3 separate regions of the Homo sapiens genome follow, and regions 1 and 2 are each linked to region 3. A link is a contact called in ENCODE Hi-C or POLR2A ChIA-PET data. All regions are on one chromosome and are shown on one strand. The core of a region is the stretch at or near the end of the contact, and the rest is flanking DNA. Distances in the headings are between cores, read along the strand shown.

The links. Hi-C counts contacts between places; a loop is a spot of excess contacts on that map. ChIA-PET counts read pairs that join two places held with the same protein, here RNA polymerase II (POLR2A). Pooled maps may share reads with other maps.
Region 1: a loop to region 3 is called in a pooled map, with 10 times the contacts of the local background. The contact joins the promoter of ADCY3 here to the promoter of ATAD2B in region 3. A Hi-C loop is called at or near these places in 6 of 50 pooled maps. POLR2A ChIA-PET finds 5 or more read pairs at or near these places in 2 of 52 experiments (activated CD4-positive, alpha-beta T cell and activated CD8-positive, alpha-beta memory T cell).
Region 2: a map of ascending aorta shows a loop between it and region 3 (3-fold over the local background). The contact joins the promoter of KLHL29 here to the promoter of ATAD2B in region 3. A Hi-C loop is called at or near these places in 4 of 168 maps with a recorded cell type or tissue (ascending aorta, chondrocyte, naive thymus-derived CD4-positive, alpha-beta T cell and 1 more), 15 of 37 single-sample maps with no recorded cell type and 23 of 50 pooled maps. POLR2A ChIA-PET finds 5 or more read pairs at or near these places in 3 of 52 experiments (GM12878, HEK293T and activated CD4-positive, alpha-beta T cell).

The regions. Positions count from the first base shown.
Region 1 is chr2:24,918,803-24,921,502 of GRCh38, reverse strand. It overlaps ADCY3 (adenylate cyclase 3), which reads left to right and starts at 1,266. Exons shown (of 22, transcript NM_004036.5): 1 at 1,266-1,820; 2 at 2,319-2,700. The coding sequence starts at 2,516. It overlaps LOC124907742 (a long non-coding RNA gene), which reads right to left and starts at 1,159. Exons shown (of 2, transcript XR_007086246.1): 1 at 931-1,159; 2 at 45-505. RefSeq lists silencers at 712-801, 812-1,021, 1,062-1,121, 1,152-1,881.
Region 2 is chr2:23,383,906-23,386,605 of GRCh38, reverse strand. It overlaps KLHL29 (kelch like family member 29), which reads right to left and starts at 1,427. Exons shown (of 14, transcript NM_052920.2): 1 at 826-1,427. It overlaps LINC02923 (long intergenic non-protein coding RNA 2923), which reads left to right. Exons shown (of 6, transcript NR_187213.1): 1 at 1-2,700. RefSeq lists silencers at 1-70, 311-1,170, 1,341-1,690.
Region 3 is chr2:23,925,689-23,928,388 of GRCh38, reverse strand. It overlaps ATAD2B (ATPase family AAA domain containing 2B), which reads left to right and starts at 1,266. Exons shown (of 28, transcript NM_017552.4): 1 at 1,266-1,834. The coding sequence starts at 1,619. It also overlaps a transcript of UBXN2A not described here. RefSeq lists enhancers at 740-829, 416-1,332, 2,090-2,139, 1,333-2,251, 2,350-2,599 and silencers at 1,000-1,329, 1,530-1,609.

The sequences.
Region 1 (2,700 bases), core at 17-2,516, 990 kb before region 3:
GACTCAGTCTCGAAAAAATAAAAAATAGAAATAAAATAAAACAATGGGGCAAAGTTTTGCTTTATTTAAATTACCAAACTCCTATATCTGATGTTAGGTCCCCTACCTTTGGAATCAAAGCCCTGCGAAGTATGGGCTGAAGGTGGCGCCTTTTCAGACAGAGTGTGAGGGAACGGTAGAAACAGCAGTGGCAGGATCGATTCTCTAATGGATCCATTCCCCGAGGGATGCAAGGTGATGCCTGAGGTTCTGGAAGGGGTGCCCGCGGATAACTCTCAGGGGCATGGGGTGGCAGCTCCATCCAGGGTCTGGATAGCCAAGTTTCTCTCCCCTCTGTTCATTCCTTCAGCTCTCCCCAGGGGAGATGACCCCCTATTGCTGCTGGCTGTCCTCAGCACTTACCTTCCCACACATGCTTTTGTCCCTTTTGTCCCAAAACATTCTATCTCTTTCCTCTTCCTTTATTTAAATTCCCAAAGCCTGTAGTTGATCTTAGCACGGTGTTCTGTCAAATGCAAGGAAAATAATTTATACTATGGTGTAAGAGACTGATAGGTTTAACTATTCAAAGGAGCATTCGCATCTTTAAGGGACAGTTTGTGAACTCAAACACATCTCAAACGGGTAGAATGTGCACGGGAAATCTCTTCGAAGCAGGGTCTCAGGAACTCTTCCAGTTCCACGTGTGTAGTGCCCACCGGGCCACCGCCACCCGCCTCCTGGGAGCAGGACAGGGCTCCGCTGCCGAGCCCCTCTGCGGAAAGCTCAGGCCCGGCGCTCCGGAGTCTGGGCTCCCGGGGTGGGCGGGGATACTTAGGCCCCACGTGCCCCGCGGCGGAGCGGTCCCCAAACCTGAGCCCTGGCCTCTGCCGGCCCGGAAGGAAGCCGCGGCGGAGGAGGGGGCGGCGGGGTGCCCCGAGCGCGCCTCACCTGCGGGCGGGCGCGTCCCGGGCTTCCATCCTCCTAGACCGGGCCTCCTCGCTGGAAGGGGTGGATTCGCCCCAGCCCTGCCGCCCACCGCCCACCGCCCACGCCCGCGCCCGCGCCCGCGCTTCCACGCAGCCATCGCCCCAGCCCGCCGCCCGCGCCGGATCGGGGGCCGCCCGGGCCCCTCCACCTCTCGCCCGCGCGGGTCCTGGGACCGCCGCCCGGCGCCTCCCTCGCCGCCCCACTCCGGAACGCGCCGCCGAGAGGGCGGAGACTGGGGCGAGGGAGGGGCCGCCCCGCCCGCCTCCCGCCTCCCGCCTCCCGCCTCCCGGGGCCTGGAGCGCGCGTGGCCCCGGAGCCGCCGGCGCCGCGCGGGGAATAGCTGTGCAGCACGCCGAGCCCGGACTCGGCTGGCTCGGCTCGGCGCGGGCGGGCGAGAGGATGCTGGCGGGCTTCCCCGGGCTCGGCCCGCGCTCCCGCCGGGGAGGGCCCCGCGCGCGCCCCTAGCAGCCGCCGCCGCCGCGGGTGCAGGGGAGGGGTCCGGAGAGCCGCGCTCGCCGCCGCCCGCGCCTGCCGGCCCCCGCACGGCCCCTGCCCCTGAGCCTCAGCCCCAGGGCGGGCGCGCTGGGCCGGCGCCCACGGATCTCCCAGCCCTCGTCGCCGCCTCCTCCTTCCCCCTGCGGCCGGGCGCCCGCGGATGCTGAGGGGCAGCCCTGCGCCTCTCCCGGTCGGATCCCGGGCCTGACGGCGGGAGATCGCGCTCCGGCCGGGCCCCGAGGCGCTGCCGGGGCGGCGCGGCTCTGCGGGGAGCAGCCCTCGGGCGCGCCGAGCTCTCCCGCCCCAGCCCGCGCGGGGACCGTCCCGGAGCACGCGGTGGCCGAGTTCCCGCACAGGTAAACGCAGGGGCAGGGCCAGGCTTCCGGGGGGGAAGACAGCGCCCCGAGCGTGGGAAGGGGGCCGGATCGGAGCCCGAGCCTCCAAGGGTTTGGTGGAAAAAGGAAGTAAACAGAAGGAAGGCTCAGGAATCCCCCACGATGGTCCTGATTTCTTTCCGGCACATTTTATTTACAGCTTCTAAGGACTGGGCCTGGAGGGAATTTAGGTGAGGAAGTCGGGGACTGAGAAAGAAGAGATGACAGAGAGAAACCGGTTACCAGGGATGGAAAGGCGGCTAGGCCCTTCCACAAGCCAGGGACAGGAAATTGAGTGTCTGGCGTGGACAGGACTAAGTGTGCCTGCGGTGGGCGGTGGTGTGAGCCGGGGGTGGCAGGGAAGGCCCTGGGTTGGGAGGCTCTTGCAGCAGAGATCCTTTTATGAGGGTTAGGGCGGGTCATGGGGAAACCGCAAGGTAGGAGGGAAGAGGTGCTTCTACTCAGCAATGCCCTTTTCAGTTCTAGCTGATCAGTGCTACCTGTGCTCTGGAAACCCGCTCTGCGTTCCTGCTGGAGGTGGCCTCCCCTCCGCCCCAGACAAGAAGAGGCCCTCAGCCCTCCCCCGGTCTCAGAGAGCCCTGAGAGGAGGCCCAGTCCAGAGCTCTTCCTCCGTTCCCAGTCCACTTCTCTAGGGCCAGTAGCAGACACCAGCCAGTATGCCGAGGAACCAGGGCTTCTCCGAGCCCGAATACTCGGCCGAGTACTCAGCCGAGTACTCCGTCAGCCTGCCCTCCGACCCTGACCGCGGGGTGGGCCGGACCCATGAAATCTCGGTCCGGAACTCGGGCTCCTGCCTGTGCCTGCCTCGCTTCATGCGGCTGACTTTCGTGCCGGAGTCCTT
Region 2 (2,700 bases), core at 178-2,677, 540 kb after region 3:
GCGTTCACACTCCCACACTACACATCTCCAGGTCCACCCTGTCCCACACATCAACAACCCCTCCCCAACGACACCACCTCCTGGCCGCTTCGCCGTCCCCGTGAGCTCTCCTTTCCGCGTCCCCCCACAACACGCTGGCACCCACAAGGTGTCAAGGGAAGTGTGCGTGTGTGTGTCGGGGTGGGGTGGGTCACAATAAGGTCTGTGCGGGTTCCCTCCCGACGGTTTTCGAGCTCATCTACCTCGAAAGTTACTTGGGATTGAGTAAAGAGACCCAGTCCCCAAATGCGAGATCAGAGGACGCGAGGGGCAGAAAACCCCAACCTGGCTTCTCGCTGCACAGAGGCGCGCACCTCCCCAAAGGACAGTGCGCGCGGCCGCCCCTGGGGGCCAGCCCTCCGTCGCCTCCAGGTCTCCTGCCCGGCCGGGGCCCTGGGCCGCTCAGGGGAACGTGGCCTGGAGAGGGGCGCGCGCCGCCGGGCCCAGCAGGGGGGCTGCTCCGGCCAGGGGTCACACAAGCCTCCAGCACCTCCGAACACCGTGACAGTGGCCCCAGGCAGCCCCGGTGCATACACACCCGGGGGCAGGAAGTTTTTTCCCCCCCTTTTTTTCCCCCTGGAGCAGCGCAGGCGCAAGGGCTCCTGCAGCCTGCGAGTCCAGACGCGGGAGGCTCCTGTCGCCGCCGCCGCCGCCGAAGCCGAGCCCAGGGTTCCGGGTTCCGGCCCCGCTCCCACGCCCGGCCCGGCCCGGCCCCACGCGGCGGCCAGGACCTGGGTCTCCCTCCGGCGCCGCATCCGAGGCGCTCCAGCCCGGCCCGGCTCTTACCTCCGGCGCGCGGCTCCGGCCCCGGCCCGACGCGCAGAGAGCCCGGGGTCGCGGGTGGGCGCAGGAGGGCTGATGGAGAGCGGACAGCGCCGGCGGGTAGCGGTGGCTGGGGCCGCTCGGGTCCTGGCCGGAGGAAACGGATCCAGGTCCTCCTCCTCGCGTTCCTGCTCTCCGCCTTCTCCCCTCGTTCCTCCTCCTCCTCCGCCGCCGCCGCCTCCCGGCAGCCCAGGGAGGATGCCCGGGAGAGGGAAGTCGGTCCTCCTGCCTGTCAGCCTGTGCGGCTATGAGCGGTGCGGCGCGGCTCTCATCGAGGCGGCGGCGGCGGCGGCGGCTCCGGCAGCATCGCCCCCGCCCTCTCCCCGCAGCCGCGGCGGCCGCGGGGCTGGGGCTGGCTCCGGGCTCGCGGCTCGGGCTCCGGGCGGGGGCTGCGCTCAAGCGCGGCGACCGCCGGGGCTGCGGACGGGCGCTGCGGAGCCGGGGCCGGGGCTGGAGCTGCGGCGAGATCCGCGGTGGCGGGGACGGCGGCGGCGGCGCGGGGGCTGGCGCGGCCGCGGCGCGGGGACCATGCTCCCTTCTGGCTCGCTCCGCTCCGGGTACCGTCTGCTTTAGCTGCGAGGGAGGCGGGCTTCGGCGCGCAGCCAGGGGCGGGCGGAGCCAATCACGGGCGCCCGAGTGGGCGGGGGTGGCGGGTGGGGGAGGCGGGGCCCTCTGGCCCGGCCCGGCCAGGCCGGGCCCCGTGCGCAGTTTCCCCGGCCCGAGGGATTCCCGGCTGCCGCGCGCCGGGTCCGAGGTTGGAGTGCTCGCGGGTGTGTCCGTCGGTCCGTCCGTCCGCCGCCCCCGCCCCCCGCGGTGGCCCCCGGCTCGCCTGGCTCCGCGGCCGCGCCCGGCAGACGCACGGCGCGTGGCACGGGCTGCTCCGCCGTGGCCTCCTGGCCTTGCTGGCCCAGGGTTGGGGGCCCGGGACTGAGGCGAGCTCCCCGTCTGCTCTCAACACCTGAGGAAACTGGCGGAAAAGTTTGAGAAGGAAAAAGTCCAATCGTCTTTCAGCTTCCGCCCTCTTTATGACACTCCAGCCTTGGAAAGGAGCAGGAATTGTCCACACCTCTGAAGGACCAGGGAGAGCCCTGCAAAGTGTCCACCAGCCTTCTGAGTCAGCCCTGCCTCTCCTGGGGCGCGCGACTTTTCTGTTCATACTGACCCTTAGGAATCCAGGAAGCCTTCTCTGTTTAACAGCCTGACCAGCCTTTGATGTCTATACCGACTACTCACCCCCACCACAGCTCGCTCTCTCTCACACTGTCTACACTGACTTCTCAGTCCCACCACCTCTCGGTCTACACATGCTGTCTACACAGACCCTAACTTCTAACCCTAATAGAAGAGATTTGGCCAGAGGCGTGTGGGACCCCCAATGAGGGCTTTTCCATTATGCTAGAATATTTCACTCTGGGCACAGTCTTCTCCACCCCGACCGCTCTCCTAATCTGGTTTTTATTCCCCGACCTCTCCCTCCTCCCCTACATCCCCTTTACCTGGTTTTGAGTTTCAGAGGAAATATCTGTACCTGCCCTCCTCCTCCACCCCTGTCTGAATGTAAAGGCCTGAGGGCCCAATCCTCATCCTCCACCCTCCCTCCGCTCCCCCGGGTAAAGGCCTGAGGCCTGAGGCCTTGCTAGAAATTGGAGTTGGGGTGCTGTAGGTAGTGTGGGGAGCTGGCTGTGGGGGCCCAGCTGGGAGGAGCTGGCCTGGGGAGGGCTTTGCCAGTCCTTGCCTCCATCTACCAGGGCCAAGGAGGACTGAGCCGGTAAATATTTTCTTCTCAGCTCCCCCCCTGTGATGTCTGATCCAGGCCTCTGCTCTCCTTGGCTGTAAACT
Region 3 (2,700 bases), core at 17-2,516:
GGCCAGGTTGGTCTCGAACTCCTGACCTCAAGTGATCCGCCCGCCTTGGCCTCCCAAAGTGCTGGGATTACAGGCGTAAGCCCGGCCTGTACTGTGAATTTTTGAAATGAACCTAATTCCTACTTTACAGCAGAGCTTTTCTTTCTTTCTTTTTCTTTCTTTCTTTCCTTTCTTTCTTCCTTTCTCTCTCTCTTTCTTCTTTTTTTTTTTTCTGAGACAGGGTCTGGCTCTGTCATCCAGGCTGGAGTGCAGTGGCGTGATTTCGGCTCACTGCAACCTCCATCTTCTGGGTTCAAGTGGTTCTCATGCCTCAGCTTCCCGAGCAGCTGGGATTACAGGTGCCCACCACAACACCCATCGATTTTTTGTATTTTTAGTGGAGACAGGGTTTCACCATGTTGGTAAGGCTGATCTAGAACTCTTGACCTCAGGTGATCCACCCACCCCGGCCTCCCAAAGTACTGGGATTACAGGCTTGAGCCACCGCACCCGGCCTACAGCAGAGCTTTTCATATGAATTGTGTGGCTTAATTTTTTTTTCTTTGGAAGTTAAATTGCAAATGCTTTATCTGTGGGTTCAGCTTTTTGTATTCTTAATTCTTCAGCGGGCCGGGGGCAGGGGGCGGCGATAGAGGCGGCTCTTACAGGGTACTCATTCTTTGGCTCCGCCTTAGATCTGGCTAAGGGGATAGAAAACGACCCTGCCTCGCTTTGTTTAAAAACGCAGAGTTCTAGCATGGTGTTTCCCCCCCCCCTTCTCTTCTTAAGCTTACCAAGTTCCAGATACCGCCCAGATGAATTTTTTTTTTATCACAGCTGTCATTCTCATTTCTACAGGCATGAAAAGTGCGACTCAAGTTCAGTGTCTTGCCTCGGGTAGCTTGGGGATTCCCAGTCAGCTCCTCGCGCCTTCGTCGCCGCTCCCCTTCCACCCCGCGCCTTCGCCGGCCGTCCCCTGCTCCATCCAGGCCACGGGGGTGACGGTGGGGTCTGGGGCATTCAGGCCTGGCTGGGCATGAGGGCTTCAGGCCCAATTCCACGCCCGAACTCGTCCTGATTAGTCTGGCTTTTCTGGTCGCCCCAGCCCTGCGGTCGGGGAGAGCTGGAAACCACCGAGCTGACAGCCTAGAGCGTCGCTCCCCGGCCGCCGAGCGCTGACGCCGCGCCGGGGGCGGGGCAGCTGGAGGCGGCAGGGAGAGGAGCGAGCAGCCGGGAAGGGCTGGCCGGCTTCGCAGCGCCCCGCCGTGGCTGCGGCCGGAAGCGGTCTCGTTGGCCCTGCGGCGCTGGAGCCTTGACGCACGGAGCTCGAGAGCGAGAACGGGAGAGAAAGGGGTAGAAATGGCGGCTCCGCTCGGCTCCCGCTGAGGAGGGCGAAGCCGGCGGAGTGTCTGTGCTGCCGGTCTGCAGCACCGCCCCCGCTTCCCGCACGCCGCCTGCTCACGCCGACTTCCCTTCCTCTGCCCGGCTCTCTCTTGTGCTCGTCTGCGCTCCGCACGCTCCGGGCCGGCTCGTCTCTCATTGCCCGGCTCGGCTCCGCTGGCCCTGACTGACCGGCCGGCGGGCCGGCCTTGCTCGGCTCTCCCGGGCGCGGCGTGGACTCCGTCCCCCTGGCTGGACCATGGTGAACACCCGGAAGAGCTCTCTCCGCCTTCTCGGGTCCAAGTCTCCTGGTCCCGGGCCTGGGCCTGGGGCCGGAGCAGAGCCTGGGGCGACCGGAGGCAGCAGCCATTTCATCTCCTCTCGGACCCGCTCCTCCAAGACCCGCGCCGCCAGCTGCCCCGCCGCCAAAGCCGGGGGAAGCGGTGGCGCCGGCGTCACTCTGGATGAGGCCAGGGTAAGAGCGCGGCGTCCCGAGTCCGGAGGCTCGGAAGTGCCGGCCCTGCTGCCGGGGCTTTGTCTGGCCGGGTTGGGGGTAGGAAGCCTACAGTGGAGACCGCTCGGGCGGCTGGAGACAGGGTCTGCGGGCGCGGTGGAGGGTGGCACCCAGAGAAGGGCCGCGACGCTGGCCCCTTTGCTTTTCAAGCTGGCCCGGCTCTTTTGTGTGAAGAACAGCCCTTGAGTCCAGGGGAGAGGGCTTTGGGGGTCCCTTTCGGCGTCATTCGAACGATCTGCTGTCCGTGTCCTTGTCCTGCCCCAGAGGGGAATTCTAGCGGGGAAGCAAGAGCGAAGGGCCAGAGCCCCTGGGTGGAAGGGTTGGAGAAGTGAAAGTTTTCTGCGGTGTCAAACCCTTCTTGAAAGTGTGTCAGTTCCTGCCGCTGTCTAACTCCAGCTTACTCTCAGTTTGGGGGTGGTTCAAGTTGGTGAGGAAGTGAACAGAGAGCTCCAGTTGGCAGCCAGGCAGGGATGCTGAAAAAAGTTTGTAGCTGCTCTGACACCAACTTTAAAAACAAAATCAACGCTATCGCCTCTCCAGGCAGGAGAGATCAAACATGATATTATAGCTGGGGAACCAGCCAGCTAGCTCACCAAGGTGCTAGTAGGAACCAGAGCTTTCAGGTCACAGAAGGAGCACGTCGAAAGAAACAAGTGGAATGTTTCGGATAGTCAGCACCATCATGCCAAAACTGTGTGGTTTCTTGGGTGTCTACATTTTTGTTATGGGACTATATTACAAAAGGTGAATGAACACCATAGTCATGCAGTTGCAAAAATGACATTTAAAGACGCTGGTGATTGAATTAAAAAACTGATTGAAAGATC